Regions from separate parts of the Homo sapiens genome. Here region 2 is linked to region 1. A link is an interaction called in ENCODE POLR2A ChIA-PET data of the cell type or tissue named here. Cell type or tissue: MCF 10A. All regions are shown on one strand. Each heading gives the region's core, and the rest is flanking DNA. Links, peaks and the distances in the headings are about the cores only. Region 1 has its middle 33 kb from the start of LINC01618. Region 2 overlaps SCFD2 (sec1 family domain containing 2).

Evidence for each region. Peaks named below come from ENCODE experiments on the same cell type or tissue, not always from the same donor. Only the 100,000 strongest peaks of a DNase experiment are listed, where the experiment ranks them.
Region 2: POLR2A ChIA-PET joins it to region 1 with 6 read pairs; 2 of 35 experiments call an interaction of 5 or more read pairs at or near these places.

What each region holds. Positions count from the first base shown.
Region 1 is chr4:52,820,949-52,825,353 of GRCh38, forward strand. No RefSeq gene overlaps it. Among named protein-coding and RNA genes, the nearest start is that of LINC01618, 33 kb to the left of the region's middle. In MCF 10A, for the core only: no CTCF peak of the experiment used is centred there; DNase peaks (open chromatin) are centred at 2,183 and 2,663.
Region 2 is chr4:52,964,807-52,969,211 of GRCh38, forward strand. All of the region lies in intron 5 of SCFD2 (sec1 family domain containing 2), which reads right to left. Among named protein-coding and RNA genes, the nearest start is that of SCFD2-AS1, 40 kb to the left of the region's middle. In MCF 10A, for the core only: no CTCF peak of the experiment used is centred there; no DNase peak of the experiment used is centred there.

The sequences.
Region 1 (4,405 bases), core at 251-4,250:
TCTTCACAGAATTGGAAAAAACTACTTTAAAGTTCATATGGAACCAAAAAAGAGCCCGCATCACCAAGTCAATCCTAAGCCAAAAGAACAAAGCTGGAGGCATCACACTACCTGACTTCAAACTATACTACAAGGCTACAGTAACCAAAACAGCATGGTACTGGTACCAAAACAGAGATATAGATCAATGGAACAGAACAGAGCCCTCAGAAATAATGCCACATATCTACAACTATCTGATCTTTGACAAACCTGAGAAAAACAAGCAATGGGGAAAGGATTCCCTATTTAATAAATGGTGCTGGGAAAACTGGCTAGCCATATGTAGAAAGCTGAAACTGGATCCCTTCCTTACACCTTATACAAAAATCAATTCAAGATGGATTAAAGATTTAAACGTTAGACCTAAAACCATAAAAACCCTAGAAGAAAACCTAGGCATTACCATTGAGGACATAGGCGTGGGCAAGGACTTCATGTCCAAAACACCAAAAGCAATGGCAACAAAAGCCAAAATTGACAAATGGGATCTAATTAAACTAAAGAGCTTCTGCACAGCAAAAGAAACTACCATCAGAGTGAACAGGCAACCTACAACATGGGAGAAAATTTTCGCAACCTACTCATCTGACAAAGGGCTAATATCCAGAATCTACAATGAACTCAAACAAATTTACAAGAAAAAAACAAACAACCCCATCAAAAAGTGGGCGAAGGACATGAACAGACACTTCTCAAAAGAAGACATTTATGCAGCCAAAAAAAACATGAAGAAATGCTCATCATCACTGGCCATCAGAGAAATGCAAATCAAAACCACTATGAGATATCATCTCACACCAGTTAGAATGGCAATCATTAAAAAGTCAGGAAACAACAGGTGCTGGAGAGGATGTGGAGAAATAGGAACACTTTTACACTGTTGGTGGGACTGTAAACTAGTTCAACCATTGTGGAAGTCAGTGTGGCGATTCCTCAGGGATCTAGAACTAGAAATACCATTTGACCCAGCCATCCCATTACTGGGTATATACCCAAATGACTATAAATCATGCTGCTATAAAGACACATGCACACGTATGTTTATTGCGGCACTATTCACAATAGCAAAGACTTGGAACCAACCCAAATGTCCAACAATGATAGACTGGATTAAGAAAATGTGGCACATATACACCATGGAATACTATGCAGCCATAAAAAATGATGAGTTCATGTCCTTTGTAGGGACATGGATGAAATTGGAAACCATCATTCTCAGTAAACTATCGCAAGAACAAAAAACCAAACACCGCATATTCTCACTCATAGGTGGGAATTGAACAATGAGATCACATGGACACAGGAAGGGGAATATCACACTCTGGGGACTGTGGTGGGGTCGGGGGAGGGGGGAGGGATAGCACTGGGAGATATACCTAATGCTAGATGACACGTTAGTGGGTGCAGCGCACCAGCATGGCACATGTATACATATGTAACTAACCTGCACAATGTGCACATGTACCCTAAAACTTAGAGTATAATAAAAAAAAAAATTAAAAAAAAAAAAAAATAACAGACCATAAACATTTTCCCACATCACAAAATTTGCTTCCCAAGCATGACTCTCTGTGGCTACACAGGGTGCCGTGTATGACTATACTATAATTGGTGTAGCCAGTGAGAAGTTGTTTAAACCTATTGCCCTTGCAGTGCAATGCTATCTTAAAATACAGGCAAGAACATTATGTTCTTTTTGGTAGGAACATTAAAACATGCAGGGGAGTTTCTGCACATGGATTGCATGACTATGAGGTTTTAAATTGATTCCACCCATTGGTTTGGGAAGACAGAGAAAGTATGCTTCCACTTAGTGCAACTCATGTCTTGCGGGGTGGAGAGAGCTGTCTCTTGATGCATTTAGATTCTTAGCTCTTCCATAGTAAACAAGAAGCTTCAGCGAGGGGCAGTGAGTCACAAAAATGGAACATATTTATTTGTATGGTTATTCCCAAAGTGATACAACCAGGAGACCTAGGGTTTGGGGAGCCAACCTCAGCTGATGTGTGAGGCTGGCAGAAGGCCACAGGCATGAGGGTTCTCTTGGACTGGCATTGCTGGGTGTCAGGGCATGAACACACCTCTCCCTGGACGAAAAAACCTGCTAATTGCCTTGTAAGAAACATCATCACAGACTCAAGGAGTTGACTAATGGATTCTCGGAAAATTGCCAGCTCATAATCTCTGTGCCTTGAGAATTGGGATAAACATTGAGGTCAATTGCAAAGCCCTATTTGACCAAACCCACAGCCCACAGTCAGTCCAAAGCTAGAGCCCTAGTGTTTTCTATGCCAGCTCTTTTCATTTTTTCTGAATTCACAAAACTAAATGACTCAGTTTAATGAAGGCATTCGGACTAGGGGAGGTTAAAGGGCAGATGCAAAGCAGGAATTCCTAACCCCAGAGGCCACTCCTAAGGGTCACGGTATTTGGTAAGTGTGTTGAAATACCTCAGATGGGAAGGCCACATACATGAAATCATCAGAAGGATGATTTCACATTAATCCACAAATTAAACTTTAGGAGGAGAGAAGGAGTCCATATCACTGGGCCTTGATGGAGAGCTTTTCTCAGGTAACAGGAAACACAGAACATCAAGTTCTCCTCAGAGATGACTCACATATTAAACATGACCTGCTAGGTACTCTTGAATCTGAAACCACAATGAGCTGTCTCTCATCACTTCCAAGGAACCGCATTTTCTAGAATTTCACCCAGTTCTTGTATCAGAGACACTATTGGATGGTATGAGTTTTCTAGGACTGCTGTAACAAAATGCCACAAACTGGGTGGCATAAAACACCAGAAATTCCTTCTCTCACAGTTCTGGACGTTAGAAGTCTAAAATCAAGATGGTGGGCAGGGCCACACTCCCTCCAAAGCCTCTAGGGGAGGATCCCTCCTTGCCTCTTCCAGTTCATGGAGGCTTCATCCAGGTGTTCCCTGGCTTCTGGCTGCATAGCCCTAATGTCTGCCTCCTTCTTCATATGGGCTGTCTTCCCTCTGTGTATGTCTGTGTCCAAATTTCCCTCTTATTATAAGGAAACCAATCATATTGGGTTAGGGTCTGCTCTAATGACCACATTGCAACTTGATTGCATCTGCAAATACCTTATTTCCAAATAAGGTCATATTCACAAGTACCAGGAGTTAGGATTTCAACGTGCCTTTTTAGAAGACACAATGTGACCCATGATAGCTGGAAAGTCGAAGGTCCAGAATTATAGATACAGCTGCATCACCAACTGCTGTGTGATCCTAAGCAAACTGCTTTTCATCCCTGGGCCCAGGTATCCTCATCTGTCCCCACAATTACCCTCATGACTCGCAGATTCAATTTCTTTCAGATCAGTCAAAGGGAATAGACTCATTGTAGAAAGGGTCTACCAGGCGGGAGCAGCATCACAATGCTAGCAGGCAATGCCAGGACTGGTGTGGAGGGGTCTGTGTGATGGCCCGGGTGTGCCGAGTGGAGAATGAAGGGCACCAGGATACCCCCAGAAGTCTCTGGCTAAGGCCTTTTGTGGTGCCGGCAGCCACGCCATACACTAAAGAGCAACCAGCCAAATTGCCATGCTCCTTCCCCCTGGCCCTGTAGGCAGCCAACCCCTGGGACAGCAGTCATGATACTCAGTTCTAAGGCCCAACAAGCACAGCCAACAGCCTTTGGCTTCCAGAGCTCATCATGAAACTGACATGAGCAGGTGAGATCCAGTTGGCTTAAACAACTAGCGTAATCAATCCAGACTAAATATACCTCCCCTTGGCCCAGCTTAAATATTTAGACAGCCACAATGCCTGTGTGCAGAGGCAGTGAGTGGATGAGAAAGTTTTAGCTCTGGTGAGGCTGAAGGGACTTGACATGTTATTGAATCAAAGGCTGTAGAAGGTGAAGCTGGGGCCGCCACACATTCCAGGAATGCGGATATAGCACTCTCAGTGTGTATCTGAGGCTGACAGGGTTTGACAATCTCCATCTGGGAACAATAACCTCGAGCAGCAGGCCAGGCCATGCTGAGGGCTGCTCTGCCTCCCTCCTGGCTCTGCCCCTCGTCTCTGGCCCTGAGCTGTGCACTCTGAGATGGATAGTGGAGGGGAAGTCCATGTACCATGGTCCTCTGCAGCACTGCTCTGCATGCAGGAGCCCTGGAGAAGCCAGGGGTGGGGGCCAGCCTCACCGAATGCTTGCAATTCCAGGAGCAGTGGGCTGAGGACAGAATCCATTTCCCCCCTCTGGGAGACCTGAGTGGAATGCCACAGGGGAAGGCAATTTGGGACGCTGACTGATCACCCAGCCAGCTGCAAAGTCTCCTAGCATCGGGTGGAGAAGCCAGGGGGTGGCAATGTGTTTACGTCACGTTTA
Region 2 (4,405 bases), core at 175-4,174, 140 kb after region 1:
GGTGAGCCAGCATAAAATTGGATGCTCTAAGATAAGCATCTGAGATAAAATAACACTATGTTAATTTAGTGAGTAATTTAGACAATGGTATCAGTTCAGATCCCATCTTGCAATGGAAAAAGCCTCGCAGAAATGACATTAATTACATGATTCCTAATCTGAAAGGCAAAATGTATGGTGGTGACTAAATGAATAAAACAAAACACAAACACACACACACACACACACAGTGCTGTTGCCATCTATTTCATAATGATCATTCACTCAGACAGCATGTATTGAACACCGTCTACATGCCGTAACCATCATGATAGGTGGAGGCCAGGCTGGAAAATGTCAGATTTCGTGTTATTTCTGCATTCTGTTGCACATATTTCCTTTTCTAGGAGCCATATTGAAAACACCCCAATAAATTAGGTAGACTATAAAAGCCCCCCCGCAAAAAATGATGGGCCTAAGAGTGACATCTTTCATGGCATATTATTGGATTTCTTTGATTCCTCACTTCATGCCACAGACACTATTTACTGGTTTCCAGCCTCAGCCCAGAGCCCTCAGTTCCTCTGGCACCCCTAACCAATGCCCATTTCCCCCAGCGGCTGAGCACATGCTTCTTTTATTCTGCCCCTGCCATGCTAGTGTTCATTCTACCCACAGAGTGGTGTCCCGTAACTTCCTTATTCTTCTCATGTTTATTGGTCAGAATCTGTGCATGCCCAATTTCCACAGCACTGTGCAGTATTCAAAATGATGCCAATATTGCTGACATTTCAGCTCCCAGAGGGTGTGGAGCAGAGCACCCATGGAGGCTGTGCGTTGCCCACTTCTGATGTTCCATGCCTCCTCTAGCACCTCCTGCTGTAGCCAGCAAGCCTGGCTGGGTCTGGCCTTTAGGAAAACAGCTCAGTACCATACATGTGACCAAAACCTGCCATGACTTGGTTTCATTTGGCTTGACAGTTGTTATAGAAGGAGCCTAGGAGCTCACAATTCATTCTTTCATAGTCATAATAGGAAGATCATGGTTGTGGTCTCTTTTCTATTATTTATTACTCAAAAAACTTGACTCTGGTGTCTGCAAATAATACTCTATGCTAATAATGCTACCAGTTATTGTAATTCAAACAACATGGGTAAACATGCCAAATACAGACTTCATGGGTGCTAAAAATGTGCTAAACTTGGATCTGATTGATAAAGACTTTCTTGGGACAAGAATTAAAAATGGCACGATCCTATGAAAACGACATCTGATTTATAGGATCAACCCTTGACAGCCCAGTCTTGACATGTTGAAGTGCCCTCATTTATGGAGACACACCAGGCCATCTGGTGATGGGCCCATGCCTCATGCCCTGCACCATTCTTTTTGTTCGTAAATGCCAGGATTTTGTTGTGCTTTAAGGAAACATACCAAGGATGCATGTTTAGTAATCTTCCATATCTGGAATTTGAAATACTCTCAACTGATTATACGTGTGTTTTTTATGACATTCTCCTGTGCATGTGCAAAGTAGATCAACGTAAGCACAGGTCACTTGATGACCTGAGTCCTTTCCCAGGCAGTGCCCACGGTCATCTGCTCATCTGCTGCTGTGGTCAATCTTGTGATTCCTCGGATTCTTTAAATCCCTTTCCTCCTTCCCACATTACCTTCCACATCACCTTTTTAATCTCTGTTTTCAGGCTCATAACAATCTCTCCCCAAATCTCAACCACCCCTTACTCAACCAAGGGAGCTCTTACTCAACCAAGCAGCTCTTTATCTGGTTCTTCCCATCTTCTGCATCTAGTTTTTAAAAATATACTTCATTTGTTTGGTAGGACAGTTTTAGATTTATAAAAAAAGTGACAATAGTATAAAGATTTCTTATATAATTTATTGCTATCTGAAGCCAGTTTCTCTTATTATCGACATCTTACATAAGTCTGGTACTTTTTTTTACTATTAGTGAACCAATATTGATACATTTTCTTAACTAAAGTATAAACTTTATACAGACTTCCTTTGTTTTTAAAAAAAATTGTGTAAAGCTCATGTATATAACATAAAATTTACCATTGTAGCCATTTTAAGTGTACAGTTCAGTGGCATTAACAACATTCACATTGTGCAGCCAACACCACCATCCATCTCTGGAACTCCTTTTCTTTTGCAAGGCTGAATTCTTGACCCATTAAACTGTAACCACACTCTTCCTTCCCTCCAGGACCTGGCAAACACCATCCATTTTACTTTCTGTCTCTATGAATTTGACTACTGGAGATGCTTCATATAAGTAGAATCATACAATATTTGTCCTTTTATTTTTGGCTTACTTCAGTTAGCATAATGTCTTCTAGGTTCACCCATATTGTCCATCATCTGCATCTTTAAACAACCTCAAGGGCATGTTGCTGCACATTCTTGATCTTTCTACCATGGTCTCACTCTTACTTCTGGTTCTCTACCCTGGGGTTGGCCAGCTTCCACATGGAACCCCAGCTTGCCTCTAGTTCTGGGACCTTGCCCTAAATCCCATTTTGCCTCTGGGACCCGAGAACCCCTCCTAGATCTTACATTTTCAAATCACTTACTACATGGCAGTCCTTGTTGTCCCTAAGTAACTCTATACATGTTATTTTGCTTAATTTTCACAACATCCCCATGAAGTAGGTACTAATATTAATCCCATTTTACAGATGAGGAAACTCAAGCATAACTTGCCAAAGGAATACAGTAAACAAATGGCAGTCTGAGAATTGGAATCTAGGCAGTCCCAAATGTCCTGTAATGTCTCTCAGTTCCTGCCAGTCCTGGTGTTCCTTCCATGGGAGAAGTGGTCCAGTTCTCTGTACTCCTGATAAGACCACAAATGCACATATTTCCTCATGAGACTACAGCTGGTGCTGATTCCTTTTGGAATCTCTCCCCATTGCCCTGTTTGCTGGTTTGGGTCTGGTGGTACCAGTGTTTTCTGAGCCATGCCTGAGCTTGTGAGACCCTTTGTCTACCCTCTGGGCTCTGGAGCCTGTGTCTCATGCCCTGCTCTGCACAATTCTGTCTCTTCCTTTTTCCCCTCCCTATGTCATTCCCATCAGTGTTGACTTGTTTCCCAGTTCCAATATAACTTCAGCCGGGGTCCTCTCAGTTATTAATATTTTTGTTAAATTTAATTCTACAACTACAAGGAAGATGGCTCTAGCATCCCACTAACATTTTATTTTATCATCTGGAAGGCTGGCAACACATAATAATTCAATTCAAAAGCCACAACAGTCCTTTGGCCTGTATTAATAGAGGCCATTTCATGGCTGGGAAATGCCACCACCCTTGCAGGGGAATCACAGCCATCAATGTTTGCTCATTCCATTTCTAAAGTCATCTCTGCTCTCATTTAGACCGGGGCTACTGTGTGCCAGGCACTGTGCTAGGGCTAACACTATAGGTTGCTGTTGCTCAACTACGCAGAGAGCATTGTTGTTTGACATTTTAAATGCTGTGCACAAAAGATATTCTTACTAAAAGGCACAAAGTCAGAGGCTGCATCAGGGAGGAGATAAGGTACTTAAAATGACACCTTGAGTTCAAATGGGAGCAAGTCAGAACATGCAGGCATACTTGGTTCTGTTTCATGGCTGGGCTTTGTTTATATCTGGTCTTCCAATCTGTGGCCGTGGGGCAAATAGGTGATCGGGTGTATGGGTGTGTGTGTGCATGCATGTATGTGTGTTCAGCATTTATGTAGCCGTGGTTGGCTGACATGGACGACAGATACTATTATGAATTCTTTACTGCAAGAAGGGAAGATTACACAGAGGTTGTCAAGAACCTAGCCACAGGGAAGTGGGTGTGACAAAAATCTCTGATTTATACTTCTATCACTGCAAGACAGAATTGGACAGGTATGAGGGGGATGCTGTTGGTGTGGGGATCGGCAACCAACTGTGTGTGTGTCTGGGTGCTGGTGTGTGTGCATGTATGTATATGTGTGTGTTGTGCTCAAGGGATCTCATGTGGGGGCAGCCAAATATTACCTGGGGATGGGGCCATAAAACACATTCAAATATATGACAAAGATTCTCTGCTTGGCCAAACGCCAGTTAGGCTTCTGAATCCTCTGCTAGGCCCATATGTTCACTTTCTTGTAAAATCCAGTTTTGGCAAAGAATTCTGCTACATCAGTTTAGCAAGAACCGCTATCCTCAATATCTGATCATCCTTGACATCTGATTAGGTTTCTCACCCTCCACCATTCCCCAGGTGATGTCCAATCACCCTGGCCTGTCTTTGGCAAGAATCCTGTTAGGTGGGTTTAGCCAGACTCTCCCTCACCCGTGATGTCTCCCCTTAGTAATTTTCCATCCACTGACTCCCACACTCTTCCTTGGCTATAAATTCCCACTTGCTTATGATGTGTTTGGA